3 separate regions of the Mus musculus genome follow, and regions 2 and 3 are each linked to region 1. A link is a contact called in ENCODE Hi-C or POLR2A ChIA-PET data. All regions are on one chromosome and are shown on one strand. Each heading gives the region's core, a stretch centred on a gene start or an enhancer-like site at or near the end of the contact. The rest is flanking DNA. Distances are from core to core; before and after follow the strand shown. Region 1 overlaps Kif13b (kinesin family member 13B). Region 2 overlaps Kif13b (kinesin family member 13B). Region 3 has its middle 12 kb from the start of Kif13b.

Region 1 (3,392 bases), core at 662-3,161:
TAATTATACCCCAGCACAAATCTGGCCTCCTTTATAATCCTATGCATCTCGAGGAGGGGTTTACAGGCTTTATCAGCCAAAAGGGTTCCTGCCAAAAAAAAAAAAAAAAAAAAAACCAGAGTTGATTTCTGCTCTGGAAGCAGTTTTTGCATACCCCCAGTTATTTATTTTTCTGATCAACATTAAAAGGGTTATAGCAAATACTAAAAATAATTTTTCACTGAAAAAATGTACAGCATTAAACATAGATCAACCAAAACCGGATGGAGATACATCTTTCCTGGGAGAGCAACTCACAAGGAGAAACCAGCCTCCTATCCTGCTCCCTTGGGAGTGCTCTTGAGTAGGGCCCTACCTGAACTCTGATCTGGTCAGAATACCTGCTACATGTGTCTCCAGAGAAACTTTCCAGCCAGGTACTTGTCTGAGAGATGTGACCTCACTGGCCCCTAGCAACAGCACTGAATGACTAATGCTGTGGCGGTCTGCTACTAAGCATGGTGCAGGACTCAGCAAGGTTATATTGTACCTTAGCTCCTGGTGGAGTGGTTGGGAGGGAGACATGCCCTTATGCCTAAGTCTAGTCATAGAAAGCTACTATATTTCACTATAAATGTTCACATGGCTTAGATGAGTCTAAAACATCCTACTGTGCTAGCAATAGCAAGCTCCATGAAGCCTAAAACCACTGTCTTCTTCAGGTCAATGCTCCTAAAACACAATAAACGGGTCACTGAGTACATTAGTGAAAACAATACTCTTAGCTATTGATGCATATTCACCTTTCCCTTACCAGGCACCTTGCCAAGATCAAAAAAGTTAGGTGCCAATCAATAGCCCAGGACATGAGTGGAGACACGTACCTATTGTCCTAGCACTCAGGGTGCTAAGGCAGCAGGAGTCTTAAGGAATTCCCTGTCTCAAAAAAACAAAACTAGTAATAATAGCTATAAAATAAATGCTGCTTGTCATCAATGGAAGATCCAACACTTACATTCTTTATTCATCACTTACATTTCCAAGGACTGTGAACTGCCTATCTATTAGACTCCTGACAGCTCCTAAGCCCTCTAATCAGGACTAGAGTCCTTCTAGTTTGAGAATGACAGTTCTTTGTGCAACTGTAACCAATTCTGAGCAACATTATGCCAGTTGATGCTCTTCAGAGAAATCCCACAATCCTGCCATCTGGAGATTAATACACACATATAACTCATTTGTGATACTGTCAGTAAAAAGAAACCTGATGTAGCTACTATATGTTCAACCCAATCAACAAATTCTTATTCACTGCCTAGCACACACCATGTTCAAAAAAGCATGTCTCTTAAAATACAACACAGTCTAACAAATTATTAAAAATAAGTCTACCAGGATACAATACCAATTATCATTTACTAAGTATTATCATGAGCCAGGTGCTTACATGAAGAGCTGGCCATGCCCACTGCAGTGTCCGTGTGTTGCATAGAGCCACCACCTCCACCTCACAGAGAAAGCAGCTGAAGCTGCTCCAGGAGGTAATATGAGCTTCCAGATTTACTCAGATGGTAGCAAGCCCCAGAGTCTAAGCTCTACTCTTTATCAATCAACACTGTCTCTTCCCATCCCACAGCTAAGAGCTAAGAGTAGCTAAAAGCTACTAAACTCTAGCAGCACTGCCTCAATCCTTGTCTTTCCAGTGCTTTGGGGGTTAAGCCACTCTAGGAAGAATAGGCCCAACCTCTTCCTATAAAGTTTGTTCTCTGTAATGATCAGTACCAAGTCCTAGGAGGCCAAGGGTAAACAGGAAGCTAAACCAACGGCCCGTGAGGCATGAGCAGAAGACCTGGCACACAGACAGGCTACCTCAAACTGAATCTTCTGCAAGCTGAGCATAGCAGGAGGAGGGGGAAGGGGGCACAAGAAAGTGTGTGACTGTTTCTCAGTGAGTCTGGATAGAGTTCAGGCTGAGTTGGCAGCAGCCAGGGCTGAAAGGTGATCAAAGGCTCCGAGGAGAGTAAGACCGAGGATCTGAAGCAGCAGCAAGGTGTCTGATACAAGTGAGTCTGAAGATGCATGTGAGGCTTCTGGAAATGGCAAGGCCCAAAGTCCTATTCAGCACTGAAGTATATCTGGCCCAGTACCCTACTAGACAAAAATGGATGAAGAATGCACACAGGCTCAGCCACTATACATCTTGTACTCAGAGTGGGGATTTTCAGCCAGAAGGGTTTTCCTAGACGACACTGAAGGCTGAGAATAGCTTAGTGATAGACCCAGCACCACAAAAGTAAAATAAAATCTGCTCTTAAAAAACATAAAATTAGAACCAGTCAGTGGTGACACATTCTTTAACCCCAGCACTTGGGAACAGAGGCATATGAACAGCAGAGCTGGAGGCCAGCCTGGTCTACAGAGCAAATTCCAGGACAGCCAGGGCTACACAGAGAAACCCTGTCTTAGGAAAAAAAAAAAAAAAATCAAAACAAACAAAAGGATGGAACTGTAAAATTGGTTGAGCAGTTAAGAACACTGGCTGTTTGCTCCCGCTCCCACTCCGGCAGAGGCCCTGGGTTTAGCTGCCAGCAGCACCACATGGTGGCTCTCTCACAACTATCTGTAACGCCAGTTCCAGAGGCTCCAAATGCCCTCACTGCCCTCCAGGGGCACCAGGTATACACATGGTACAGTAACGCATATGCAGGCAAAACATTCATACACATGAAATAAAAAGTTGAAATTAAAGAAATTAGACTTAGGGCTGGAGAGGTGGCTCAGTGGTTAAAAGCACTGACTGCTCTTCCAGAGGTCCTGAGTTCAAATCCCAACAATCACATAGTGTGGTTCACAACCATCTGTAATGGGATCCGATGCCCTCTTCTGGTGTGTCTGAAGACAGCTACAGTGTACTCACATAAAGTAATTGTTTTTAAAAAGAAAGTATAATGGCTATCATAAATAGTATCAAACATGTACACAGTGATCATATTCTGATGGCATTCAAAATTTTACAGTGATCTGTCTTTTAATTTAGGAATGCTTTTAAGTTTTTGTTAAATAACTCTTTTTGATACATATATAATCACATCAGTCCATCTTGACAACAGCAGAATATTGGTTTTCCAGGACTGGGGTATGCTCAGTTTCTCCCATTGCTGTCTTCTTTATAAAACTGAAAGAAAGAAGGACTTCATATAACCCACATGACTCCCTTACTCTGCAGCATGTGAATCTCATTCTAACTCCCCTTTTTAAAAATCTACAATCACACCAAAATCCCCTTTCAAGTTTTTCTGACCCCATACACCTCTCTGTAAGCAAGAGTCAGAAGGCTCAAGAGCAGGGAATCTTTGCCCACTGCCCCAAGACACTGCAGTAAATGCCCAGAACTGCTCATTCAACACGCTTTG
Region 2 (3,528 bases), core at 912-3,411, 38 kb before region 1:
ACCATGTACCACGTCTCCAGTGCCTGCTTCTCTGTTTCCAGTGAATCATGGAGAGTATGAGAAAGGCAAAAGTTTTTGTTCCACTCTGACACCTTTACAAAGTTGTCACCTATTACAAGCTCTAATCCCCTGCCTGATGTCCATTTCCCACACCACCTTCAGGAAGACCCCAGGGGACCCGTCCTTTGTGAAATCACCAACACACTTGTAAGGTAACCCTTCGTGCTCTTGGGCTCAGTCTCCATTTCCTTGTGCTCCCTTGGGGCACTTATGGATGTTTTCCTTTCACATTTCTGTTGCTTGTTTGCAACAGTGGAGAAGTGGCTGTGTTTCTACTCTACACTTAGCTGAAGCTTTGCAAAGCAGAAAAACCAAAGGCTCAGGGGAGAATGAAATGGAAAATAAACTCAAGCTAATCAAAGGTGTCTGTGAGCAGAACAAAGCAGCTCCGAGCAGGGCATGAGGCAGGGGACACTGTGAGTAACCACACTGTCCCCTCACCACTTGATCCTTCTGCCCCTCAATATCTAGGGGCCACTATGTGTTCAACCACCACTTCCCATGCAGGTTCTGGAGGACAAGAATGCCAAACACTAGCAAGAAAATGACACTTGCTCCTGAAACTGAAACTGTTCAAACAGCCTAAAAGCTATACAACTGAACACAGATGGAGACAAGGTCCCTGGAAGAGACTAACCTACTGTTTGTTCTTCCTTTCTGCCACTGAAAAATGCTAAAAACTGGCTGGTTTTGTGTCAACGTGATACAAGCAAGAGTCATCATTGAAAAGAGCCTCAGTTGAGGAAATCTCCCTGAGATCCAGCTCTTAGGCAGTTTTCAATTAGTGATTGATGGAAGAGGGCTCAGCACACTATGGGCAGTGGCATGCCTAGGCTGGATGTCCTGAGCTCTATAAGACAGTAAGCTGAGCAAGCTATAAGGAGCCACTCAGTAAGCAGCACCCCTATAAAGCTTCTGAGTCAGCTCCTGTCTCCGGGTTCCTGCCCTGTGTGAGTTGCTGTCCTGACATCCTTTGTTGATGAACAGCAATATGGAAGTATAAGCTGAATCAACCCTTTCCTCCCCAACGTGCTTTTTGGTCATGGTGTTTTGTTGAAGCAAAAGGATCACTAACTAAAACACTAACAAAGGACAAAGAAAATGACTCACCTTGAGCAGCCATGTGAGAACTGAGTCCCGATAGGGAACAAATTTATTTTTGTTTTTGCCAGCACCCTGATCAGCTAGGGCAGAGATAACCAGACCCAGGGTTGTGAGGGACCTGCATGGAACAAAAAGCACAATTATCTAAGCCAGAAAATATCGAATGTCACATTAGTTGCAAGGATGGACAGCAGCAAGGTGCCCTTGGCTGCATGTAATGAGTGCTGTGGTCAGCACTTTGCTGTCTGATCTGAAGACCGAGCCCCCAAAGGCTACTGTCCATCTGAGCTACTTGAGACAATAAAAACACTTAGCACTGTTTATTTTTCATTTTTGCAGATAAAATATGTGACCTGGAAAACTAGGATGAAGATAATAATATAACCAACAGACACCTTCAAGAAGGGTGTCCAGGGTAAAATACTGATTAGAGCAAAAGTGATAACAAGCTGACATCTGCATACCCTAGTGCTAAAGAAGTGTTCCATAGTTCCCACCTGCTGGCTAATGTCTCACCTCATATCTCTAGGAGCCCTGAAGAAAGGGAAGACTTGAACCCATGAAGAGGTAATGATTTAGCCTGAGGGAAAACTATGTGATGGAGCTGGCAAATGGAACACTACTTCATAAAGTTTGGGTTCTGAGATACTGACAAATACAACAGCAGACTAAAAGGGACAGCCCAATGTAGCTGGCACAGTGTCTATTCACACAGCCGAGAGCCAGTGGAGGATGAGTATGCTCCATGGATAACAGCAAGTCACAAGGATGAGACTAGGTTGTCACAACTGGGGGTCAAAAGAGAGTCAGTGGATCACTTAGTGAGCGGACACCAGGGGTTCTATCAAACATTCCGCAACATCCTTCACCCACAGGAAAAGGAGTCATTTAAGCCCAATGTCAATAGGGCCATTGTTGAGAAGTCCTGACTTGACTGAGGGCTGTGCTTGCCAGTTACATCAAACAACTCCACAGATGAGAAAATGAGCTTAGGCCATAGAAAACACTAGAAAAAATATCCAAACTGCTTACTCATCATTGCCTCAATCGTTCCAGAATCATCTTACTCCGTAAGCCCAGATGTTCCCCTGTTTTTCTATCAGCCCCATAGAGTGACTCAAGAATGTGATCCTGGAACACTTACTTGTTGATGTTGCTGCCCTCCTTCAGCCTGTCGCCCGCAGCTCCGGTTTTCGTGGCTCGTTCACTGCCAGCTAAATCCACTAAGCTCAGCTTGCCCACTTTCTCTCCAGATGTCTGCAGAGAAAACCAACACATGCTACAAAAGGCTAATGAGTGCTGAGAACAGGCTGACTCCCTCGAATGGCTTATTGTCTCCGGCCTTTGCAAAGCTATCTGTCATTACTGCAAAATTATTTTGTGCTGGCAGTAAACACTGCAGAAACTACCACCTAGCACAAAACTTACACAATTTGCTAACCAAGTAGTGAGCAAACAAGGAAGATGATGACCTCAGGAAAAATGCTATAAAATGCAACATTTTGGAGAGATAGGTAGAGTTTTCAGAGATATAAACAAAAGTGCTTATAAAATAAAAAGTTTCATGATTTGAAACTATGCTTAAAATTTCATAAATACTGGCCCAAGACAAAATACTTACATTCTTGGCTAATATTAAAAACAAAAACAAAGAATCTGACTTTTGTGTGACAAATTTGTTCAAAAAGTCAAAAACATTTTCTAAACACTTTTATCTTATTCAGCTGATCAGCTTAACTTTTCCACATTAGCTGTGGTCTCTGATAGACAGTGGTGTCTTCTTCCACCAGATCAAGCATGTGACGTGCTTCATGCTTTACCTCATCAGCAAAACAGAACATAAGACAGCGATGTCAGAGGCTATGGATGCAAGCACTGTGGAAACTTTCCTTTAAAATCTGTTCTCCTCGGCTGGGAAAGTAGCTCTTGGCAGAATGTTTATCTGGCGTACAGAAGGCCCTGGGTTCTGCTCTCAGCACTGCAAAAGTACATTTATACATTTCCATAAACATTACAAAGGGATATTTTGCTTCCCAGATCAAAAATACTTATGATTTAAAAACAAAAACAAAGTCCGGACTGGAGAGATGGCTCGGCAATCAAGAGCACTGGCTGCTCTTCCAGAGGTCCTGAGTTCAATTCCCAGCAACCACATGGTGGCTCACAACCATCTGTAATGGGATCTGACGCTCTCTTCTGGTGTTCATGGAGAGAACTATAGTTTACTCAGATACATTAAAGAAATTAAAATAATAATAATAAAAGAAAAGAAAGTCTTTAGTATGTTATGTGTTTTGTTTTGCTTTACTCTAAAAAGGAAATCAACAAGAGAACTTTTTGTTTTTGACATTGATCTTGATGTGG
Region 3 (3,178 bases), core at 677-3,176, 49 kb after region 1:
ATAAATGAGTGTGCACGTAAATAAAATCCAGGGTGGTGGGACAAGACATGTACAGCAGATAAAAGATTCTGTTATAATCTGTCTGTCAAAGCAGAGAATGACCATCACTAGTAACCAAGATCCTCCTTCTCTAGAGCCCCATGGAAGAAGCCCCAGGCCACAATTAGTGCCCTTGAGCACTCCCATGTGGCCACAGCTTCCTTGTGCTATAGCTTGATCTTTTCTATTGTTTTGCTTTAAAGTTTTCTTTTTCCTTTTCTTTTCTTTTTCTTTCTTTTTTTTTTTTTGTTTTTTGTTTGTTTGTTTGTTTTGGGTTTTTTTTTTTTTTTTTCGAGACAGGGTTTCTCTGTGTAGCCCTGGCTGTCCTGGAACTCACTTTGTAGACCAGGCTGGCCTGGAACTCAGAAATCCTCCTGTCTCTGCCTCCCAAGTGCTGGGATTACGCCCGGCTGCTTTAAAGTTTTCTTAATCCTTTTGAAAAAATTGTCCTGAGCTTTTATTTCAATACCTTGAATAAGAGGCCAAACCCCTTGAAACTGGGTCAATCCTGACCACCAAAGAAAAAAGTCAATGGTGGAGAGAGGAAGAAAATGGCAAAATTCTGAATGAATACTCCAACTGTGGTGGTGCACACCTTTAACCCCAGCAAATCGGAAGGCAAAAGCAGGCAGATCTCTGAGTTTGAGGCCAGCCTGGCCTAAAGTATGCTTCAGGACAGCCAGGGCTATACAGAGAAACCCTGGAGAGAGAGGGGGGGGGGGCAGGCTGATGTCAGAGAGGAATCCCTATTGATGATTTCACCCCTGGATCCACTACTGACATTTTTAGACAAGCATAGTCACTCTAGTCAATACTGGTTACATATATAACTAATCAATGCAAAGGTTTTTTTTTTTTTTCTCAATCAAGAACCACAAAACAAACATGTTGTGTTCTACATTCTAGAATAAGGTGGCTCAGTGGATAAAAGCACTTGCTGCCAAGCCCGATGACCTGAGTTTGACCCCTGGAACCCACACAGTGGGAAGAAAAGAACTGACTTCTGTAAATTGTTCTCTGACCTCTACCATCAATCTGTGGCGTGCAAGTGCCTCCCCCCCACACACACAATAAATAAATGTAAAGGGAGTAGGGGTACAGCTCAGCGACACAATACGTGCTTAGCATAAGTGAAGCCTTAGGTGTGAGGCCCAGGAAAGGAAAGGAAAGGAAAGGAAAGGAAAGGAAAGGAAAGGAAAGGAAAGGAAAAACAAAAAACCCAACCAACCAACAAGCAAAACCAGACGTTTAGAAGATTGGGACTGGGGGTGCTCAACCGACAGTGCTTGCCTAGTGCACTCAAAACCCTGGATTGGATCTCAGTATCAAATAAAACCAGGCTTGGCTCTGACACATTGATCATCCTCATACTTAAGAGATAGAGGTAGAAGAACAGAAGTTTAAGGCCAGCCTGGGCCATGAAGCAAGATCCTGTTTCAAAATATAGAAAATAAAGTGTTGTTGTTGTTGTTGTTTCAAGATAATTATGCCTCTAAAAGGAAGCCCGTAGAATCTTTCCCATGATACTGGGCCAGTAATTAAGAGCTTGTTTTCCCAGGACTGTGTCACCTTTGGTGGCTGGTGGGTAGGGGTGAGGCCTGAACTTAGGAGGAAGAAAAAAAAATCCACTCTGAGTCACCTTGATGGAATAGGTGCAGTCAGGAAGCTTGAGGGTGGGGTTCCAGAGCCTTCCTTGGTTCAAAGCAAAGGGAAGACAGGGAAAATGCCCAGACCAGGACAGAAGCCACTTAACGGCAAAGTTTTCTAACCAGGGGACATGAAACAGTTAAAGAAAAAAAACCAAGACAGCTGAGGCCAAGGGGCTGTGTAATAGTCACACACAGGAAGTGTCACAGGGTTCGTCTGTCTGTGCCACGCAAGAAGGGAGACTGGTTTCAGCTGGGCTGCAGCCTGCAAGCTGTTCTTCCTACCAGAAAGCCAGGAGCCAGGGAACCTCCCAGGGCCGCCCATGACTCATTCCCAGGCAGCTGAGGCAGGCCAGAAACAGAGGCACAGCTGTGTTCTGCTCACACCCTGCATCTTCCATGTCCTGCGTCTTCATGGGAAGGAACAAGGTCTCCTCAGAAAGAGAGACCGAGTTAACCAGGAATCGCTAGTCTAGGCAAACACGAGGCATGTGTAGAAAACTAGAGAAAAAATACAAGTGAATCTCAAGCAAAGAAATCTTCATGGATACATTGAGTTTTGAGGAACTCGCCCAGAGTCGTCTGTGTTGGGAGAGCAAGGACTCAACTCAGGAACAGATAGAGACCGGGCATTACTTATTTTATTTTTAAATTACTTTTATTTATTTGAATCAAGCATAGCATCTTTCTTTCTTTCTTTCTTTCTTTCTTTCTTTCTTTCTTTCTTTCTTTCTTCTTCTTCTTCTTCTTCTTCTTCTTCTTCTTCTTCTTCTTCTTCTTCTTCTCTTCCTCCTCCTCTTCCTCCTTCTTCTCCTTCTATTTAACTTTTTATTGATTCTTTGTGAATTTTGGATCATGTACCCTGTGATGGTTTGTATATTCTTGGACCAGGGAGTGGCACCATTTGGAGGTGTGGCCTTGTTGGAATAGGTGTGGCCTGGTTGGAGTAGGTGTGTCACCATGGGTGTGGGTTTAAGACTCTCACCCCAGTTGCCTAGAAGTCAGTCTTCCACTAGCAGCCTTTGGATGAAGACATAGAACTCTCAGCTCTGCCTGTGCCATGCCTGCCTGGATACTGCCATGCTCCCACCTTGATGATAATGGACTGAACCTCTGAACCTGTAAGCCAGCCCCAATTAAATGTTTTTTTATAAGACTTGCCTTGATCATGGTGTCTGTTCACAGCAGTAAAACCGTAACTAAGACATACCCCAATCCCATTCATCAATCTGTCCCTTCATACGCACCCTTCCCCCTTGCAACCTGCCTCCCCAAAGGAAAAAAAAAATCTCGTTGTGGAAGCTGTAGTGTGTCACAGTGTGTCCCGCAGTATACCCTCTTGTCCACACTTCTTCATTTGCAAATGTTCATTGCAGTGACTCATTGATCTGATTTGAAGCCCCTGGCTTCTGCTACCCCATCAATATTGGTTCCTCACTGGGACTCCTCTCAGATATGTTGTTGCCCTGTGTCATAGAGATCTTGCAGCTTTG

The links. Hi-C counts contacts between places; a loop is a spot of excess contacts on that map. ChIA-PET counts read pairs that join two places held with the same protein, here RNA polymerase II (POLR2A).
Region 2: a loop to region 1 is called in a map of v-Abl transformed pro-B cells, with 2.1 times the contacts of the local background. The contact joins two enhancer-like sites. A Hi-C loop is called at or near these places in 1 of 37 maps with a recorded cell type or tissue (v-Abl transformed pro-B cells). POLR2A ChIA-PET finds 5 or more read pairs at or near these places in 1 of 5 experiments (embryonic stem cell).
Region 3: a map of v-Abl transformed pro-B cells shows a loop between it and region 1 (2.0-fold over the local background). The contact joins two enhancer-like sites. A Hi-C loop is called at or near these places in 5 of 37 maps with a recorded cell type or tissue (T-helper 1 cell, T-helper 17 cell, heart and 1 more). POLR2A ChIA-PET finds 5 or more read pairs at or near these places in 1 of 5 experiments (embryonic stem cell).

Annotation. Positions count from the first base shown.
Region 1 is chr14:64,687,390-64,690,781 of GRCm38, reverse strand. All of the region lies in intron 2 of Kif13b (kinesin family member 13B), which reads right to left. Among named protein-coding and RNA genes, the nearest start is that of Kif13b, 37 kb to the right of the region's middle. Within about 2 kb of position 1,911, at least 2 of the 3 ENCODE cell types and tissues checked have a DNase peak (open chromatin) inside an H3K27ac peak, as active enhancers do; they include heart, where a contact is called at or near this core.
Region 2 is chr14:64,725,967-64,729,494 of GRCm38, reverse strand. Kif13b (kinesin family member 13B) reads right to left here. Exons shown (of 40, transcript NM_001081177.2): 9 at 2,309-2,421; 10 at 1,171-1,282. Among named protein-coding and RNA genes, the nearest start is that of Gm26225, 26 kb to the left of the region's middle. Within about 2 kb of position 2,161, at least 1 of the 3 ENCODE cell types and tissues checked has a DNase peak (open chromatin) inside an H3K27ac peak, as active enhancers do.
Region 3 is chr14:64,638,544-64,641,721 of GRCm38, reverse strand. No RefSeq gene overlaps it. Among named protein-coding and RNA genes, the nearest start is that of Kif13b, 12 kb to the left of the region's middle. Within about 2 kb of position 1,926, at least 1 of the 3 ENCODE cell types and tissues checked has a DNase peak (open chromatin) inside an H3K27ac peak, as active enhancers do; it is heart, where a contact is called at or near this core.